2 separate regions of the Mus musculus genome follow, and region 2 is linked to region 1. Evidence: chromatin loops called from intact Hi-C (ENCODE). Cell type or tissue: heart. All regions are shown on one strand. Each heading gives the region's core, and the rest is flanking DNA. Links, peaks and the distances in the headings are about the cores only.

Region 1 (2,915 bases), core at 168-2,667:
ACTATCATAACTGCCACTTAGCTTCCCTACCTCTGGTTTGGCTATCAGTCTTGGAAACTTTAAAGGTGGTCCATTTTTTTTTAAAAGAATTATTTGCCAGGCATGGTGGCACACGCCTTTAATCCCAGCACTTGGGAGGCAGAGGCAGGTGGATTTCTGAGTTCGAGGCCAGCCTGGTCTACAAAGTGAGTTCCAGGACAGCCAGGGCTACACAGAGAAACCCTGTCTCAAAAAACCAAAAAAAAAAAAAAAAAAAAAAAAAAAAGAAGAAGAAGAAGAAGAAAAAAGAAAGAATTATTTTATGTATATGCGTACACTGTAGCTATCTTCAAACACACCAGAAGAGGGCATCAGAACACATTACACCATGGGTGAGCCACCATGTGGTTGCTGGGAACTCAGGACCTCTGGAAGAGCAGTCAGTGCTCTTAACCACTGAGCTGTCTCTCCAGCCTAGATGGTCCTCTTGAAAGTTGCATCCACTTTGCTAACCAAGGAACATTCATGTGTATCATCACATCCATCTGCAGAGGACATTTATTTATAAGCATGCATATATATAAGACATCAACTACCCAGACTTTTGTACAGCTTTAGAACTTCACCTGCTATCTGTCATGTCATGCACAGCCTGACTTTCTTTCATGTAAATTAAATGTACATGATTTCATCCTGCCCTTCCATTGATAGAGAGAACAGAGGCAGCAGGTCCTCTCCCAGTGAAACAGGAAGCTGAAGAAGTTAAGGCAGATTGACTAGCCTCCATTACTCTTTATTTACCTCATCCCAAAGAGTAGCCCCACCAGCAACACTGCCTTGAGATAGGGATTGAAAGCCACTGTGATCTAAGGCCTCTGGCACTCAAGTACATAGGATCCAGATAAAGTTAGAGAATTTGAATGAGGTCTTTATTTAAGCTCCCTCATACTACAATTTGCTTAGTGTTTTCATAGGTCTTCCCATCAGTTTATACTTGCTTTGTCTCAGTATATATTACTCTTCAGTGCCCACTCTGTGCATGACTTGTAGTTAAGTCTCTTTTTAATGGTTTTAATCAAGATATTTTAATTTTCTGATGAGTATTGACCACGTTCATTACTCTGCAGTATCTTCAGGGCTTGCTGACTTAGGCACCTGTGCGCTTTCTCCTGTAGAGCACTGCATCTCAGGCCACACCCTAGTAAGAGATGCTGCTGGGGTTTGACCCAGAAGAACCTCGTTCCCCTGGAACTGGTGTGCATCTTTCAGAGGCATAACATCATCCCATACCTATAAGCTTTCTTGAAAGGAGTTTAATTGTTCTATTTTTCTAAATATTTTAATTTCTTTCGGGAAACAATGTAAACTATATAAAATACTTAGTGTAGTGGCGTGCCAATAGTAAGCACTTCATAGATTATTGGTTATTTTCGCACAGACAGATTGATACATGTAATTGCTTCCAGAATTTGAGAAGAAAATTAAAGATTTTTGACTACAACACTACAAAGTCATTGTCTTACACAACACCTTCTCTAGCATCTGTTCAATATATTTAAGTGATGTCATGTCTATCTTGCCACCAGGTGGCAGTATGATATGTAAGGAAATCAATGCTAGTCTGCTGTTTTGACTTAAAAGCTGTAAAGCCATAATAAAAAGTGTGCTGCATCATCCCTTCCCCACATCCCTCCAGCGCACTCAGAGTGTCATGTGTGTGTCATGTATGTTGTGTGTTAGGACCCAGTACTGCCCAGCACTCATCTTCCATGAGTTAATGCAGAAAACCCTTTTCTCCTGGCCTACAATATAAGCTCTTGTGCTTAGATTCTCCCAGCCAACTGGTGTTAGTTCAGCAGCAGTGGAAAGTGCGCCCTCTCTTATGGTGTCTACTCATCACTTACTCGGTGCCCTTGTCAGTAATGCACGCAACAGCATCAGGATAGTTAGTACCTGAGCGTTGTTCTTGAATAATACCCCATTTGTAGTGGGTCTGGTGGTGGTGCTTGGTTAGTTGGTTTGTTTTGTCTGTTTGTAGACAGGGTCTCATGTAGTCCAGGGTGGCCTCAAACCCACTGTGAGGCCAAAGCTGGCCTTCAATTCCTGATCCCCCTGCCTCCACCACCCATGTGCTGGGATTATAGACATATCTGCTTTATAAGTGCTGAGGATCAAACCCAGGACCATGTATATGCTAGGTAGGCATGCCCTCTCCTACTCGTGCTATACCACAGCCCTGCATCTGTAACGTTGTTAGATAGAGGTGACTTGGGCTGGCTGGACGGGTGCTTGCACTTTTGCCATGGACCAGTTCCATTCAGATAACTGCTACCAAGGGCTGGAAATCAGTGCCTGAAGTAGAAGGCAAGAAAAGTCATGACAAATAAAGAAAATGAATGTAAAGGACCGACGGTAGCAACTACTCAAAAGATGGTGAAGGAGAAAGACTGGTGATGCAGGATTACAGAGCTAAGACAGAGCAGTGCACAGGAGCAGAACATACCACTTGCTGGCCATAGGGAGTTACCTGTGCTTCACAAACACGTGTCTGCCAGGACATTATTTTACAAAACTTAGGATGAACTACTTTGACATCAGTTTCTTAGAAAATTTTTGCCCTGGGGTAAAAAAAAAAAAAAAAAATGCCTTGTTGCTTGCTCCCTTCCTCTTAGTAAAGCCAAAAAAAGAATTTTCCCTCAAAGATATCTATATAAACTAAACCCAACATTTCAGCTAGGTACTATGGTATACTCTTGTAATCCCAGGGTCTGAAGCAAGGGTCTGAGGTCAGCTGGGGTTGTATCGTGAGACCTTGCCTCAAAAAACAAAACCAGAAACTGCATTAGATACTTTACATGTTGTTAGGAAACAAATACCTAACAAAAGGGAGGAAGGTTCCCAATTTAGGAATGCATTATAGTAAGGATGACAGAAGC
Region 2 (2,915 bases), core at 272-2,771, 49 kb after region 1:
ACTTCATCTTCTTTTCTGGAGGCTTCTGTTCCTGCTTTTGTCATTTCCATGTCTTTAATTCTCATTGAGTATTCAATTAAATGAAACCAGTTATTTTATATTTTGAAGAAGGCATGAAGCTAAAACACCATTTCATACAAGCCTGTTTTAACTTCAGAGTAATTTTCCTCTATCCAGTTTCTTGATAAGCAAATACTGAATTTATCCTAAGTTCTCTGAACATTTTCCATTTATTCATATCTTATTTCCTGTGTTTCTCTTTTTCTTCATTGTCTTTTCACTCCTTCATTTTAAATAAAATCTACTACTTTGATACTTGGAGTAAAAATAGAAAAAGTAGTCACTTTTATTAATTTATGAAGTTAGGAGGCACAGTGTCAAGTTTCATTATCGCATTTCATACAGACATACCATACCTTGTTATTAGTCAGTGTTCTATCTAAACTATTCTTTTGTTTTGTTTTGTTTTTTGTTTTTTTCGAGACAGGGTTTCTCTGTGTAGCCCTGGCTGTCCTGACACTCACTCTGTAGACCAGGCTGGCCTCGAACTCAGAAATCTGCCTGCCTCTGCCTCCTGAGTGCTGGGATTAAAGGCGTGCACCACCACGCCCGGCCCTAAACTATTCTTTATCTTATTGTTCCAGCACCTAGGAGACGTCTTTAGGGTAAAAGAAAATCCTTTCACTTTGCTCAGAAACGGGGCTACTCTTCAAGCTTCGGTACTTTCTAATTTCCCTTTATTCCAATATTGGACTTAAATGATTAGAAACACGATTAAAACAAATTCCATATAAATTTTTTCAAAAACAATACAATAAGTGTCATTTCAAGGGTTTTTTTGAAAAGTCTCACCTGTTCTAAGGATTTCAGACACAAAAGGACATCTTAAAATTTTAAATCTAGAATCAGAATCAAGGTATTTTAACAGTATAAACAAACTCGGAAAGCTATTCGGTCTCATTTCAATTTTACCCACGTAGAAAACAAGCATTAAGAAATAAACCTTCTTCTATATCTACACCACACACACACACGCACACACTTTTTTTAATAGACTAGTTAATTTTGCTTAATTAAACGAACTGTCACAGGTTCTAATTAACCTTAAAGACAAAACGAGTTGTTTTTACAAGTTGGCCCTTGTGAAATCCCTTAATATCCATTTTAAAAGAAATCTTTAATGTCGAACACAACAATTTTATTTTTCCTGTTGAGGACCGTATAATTTTTAAACCGCACCTCGACGCCATCGCCCCTATCCGCGATCTCAAACAACTTAGCGTTCCCTTTCTAGGGTCCCCGATCGCCAGGCCCGGGCCGTCCAGTGCAGGGCCTCGCCCGCACCATTTTGACCCGGCAAAGGCGGAACCTACGACGTGCAGCATTCTGGACGCCTCCGCCAATCACAGGGACCGGCCGGCTGCGGAAGCCGGGCCTCCTCAGGCTGCCCGGGCCGCCCGCTCGCTCGGAGCGCACGTCGCGGCGGCTGCGCGGCACTGGCCCTTTAAGCCCGCGACATCCGGGCACCGCGGGCGGCGGCCTCGACCAGAGCCCGGAGGTCCGCGAGGCGGGCGGCGAAGGCAGGAGGGCTCTCGGGACGCAGCCTCGCCTGAGGCAGGTCAAGGACGCCCGAACGAGGGTCGCGGACGCTTCCCCGCGGGGCCGCGCCGCGCGTGTCCGCACCGCTTCCTGCGCGCGCCCTGGGGCGGGGCTATGCGAAGCTAGCCAATCAGCGATGGGCATCCTGGATCCGCCCCCCCCGAGCCCTGGGGAGGGCGGGGCCGTGGGAAGGGCGGGGCGTGGGGGACCTGCTAGCGGAGGTGGGGAATGGGCTGGGAGGAGCCAGTGGTGCGGGCCCGGGCTGCGGGTGCTGTCTCAGTCCGCGGCTTAGCAAACCTGGGGCACCGGCCGTGTTCTTAAGCGATTCCCCAGAACCTTCCACGGGCAAAAATCGGGAAAGTTTGCACTCACTGGTAGAGTACGACTATCTTCAGTTTCAGTGTTTTGAAAGTGGATGCATAGTTTGAATGCGGTATTTATTAAAATTGCAAGTTGGTCACTCAACTGTTTAAATACTGGAATTGGAAGAAACAAGCGCGATACTTTTTTAAAGCAAACACGTTTCTATGATATAGTCTTCTCGGGGGTCGGGGATCTATTTGATCAAGATTCTGTGTCAACTGTTCGATGCTCTGAGTTGGTTTGTGGGCACCACAGGCGTGTTAGCGGAAGATTATTTCTAGGACTCACGGTGACCAACTCCTACCCCAAAAATCTCATTTCTCGTCCCTCAACGAGAACGCTGGAGCCCCTACCTATCTATCTCACTGCTGGTCTTGGGTTCCGAGTATTTTTGAAGAAAAAGAAAATAAATATTGTTCGGCTGTGCAGGCGACTCTGCATCCTCTCGCCGATCTTGTCCCACTAGCCGTGCGCCCTCCTGCTTCCAGACCACCTCTGTTCTGAAACCCAGGCGATTTCACTTGGAGGCTGAACATCTCTTTCACATGGAGCTCAGCACCGATCCTCAGACCTAGTTTCATATCTCAGCCATGACATCTCTACTTGGTCATCAGCCCCTCAAGCCAACTCATCCAGCCCCAGAATCCGTTTTCGTCTGCTCTTCCGCTCAGGGCTCCCTCCGGTTCGGTGCGCGCGCCCGGCGTTTCCACCCGGATCCCCGCTGTTACCTGCTCACTGCGCGTGTCCCACGCTTCAACCCTTCCCCCACCACTACAGTGGACTAAATGGGTGGTGCTCCTTTTAATCCGATCACTTCCCTCCCGTTTAAAATCTTTTAAAGGAATCGTTGTGGCCCTCAGGATAAAAAATACCTTCTAAAAAAATCCACTCAGTGCTCTGTCTGCTGGGTTTTTAGTGCCAGGTTCGATCCTAACCTTTACCCTGTTGTACTC

What was found. Peaks named below come from ENCODE experiments on the same cell type or tissue, not always from the same donor. Only the 100,000 strongest peaks of a DNase experiment are listed, where the experiment ranks them.
Region 2: it touches region 1 in a loop (2.5-fold over the local background); 3 of 42 quality-filtered maps call a loop at or near these places.

What each region holds. Positions count from the first base shown.
Region 1 is chr4:8,597,055-8,599,969 of GRCm38, forward strand. The region is part of intron 6 of Rab2a (RAB2A, member RAS oncogene family); the gene reads left to right. Among named protein-coding and RNA genes, the nearest start is that of Gm42253, 46 kb to the right of the region's middle. In heart, for the core only: a CTCF peak has its summit at 1,555 (motif pointing right); no DNase peak of the experiment used is centred there.
Region 2 is chr4:8,645,805-8,648,719 of GRCm38, forward strand. Gm8273 (predicted gene 8273) reads right to left here and starts at 1,653. Exons shown (of 1, transcript NR_168732.1): 1 at 1,159-1,653. In heart, for the core only: no CTCF peak of the experiment used is centred there; DNase peaks (open chromatin) are centred at 1,397, 1,727 and 2,657; H3K4me3 peaks cover 2,172 bases; H3K27ac peaks cover 1,954 bases.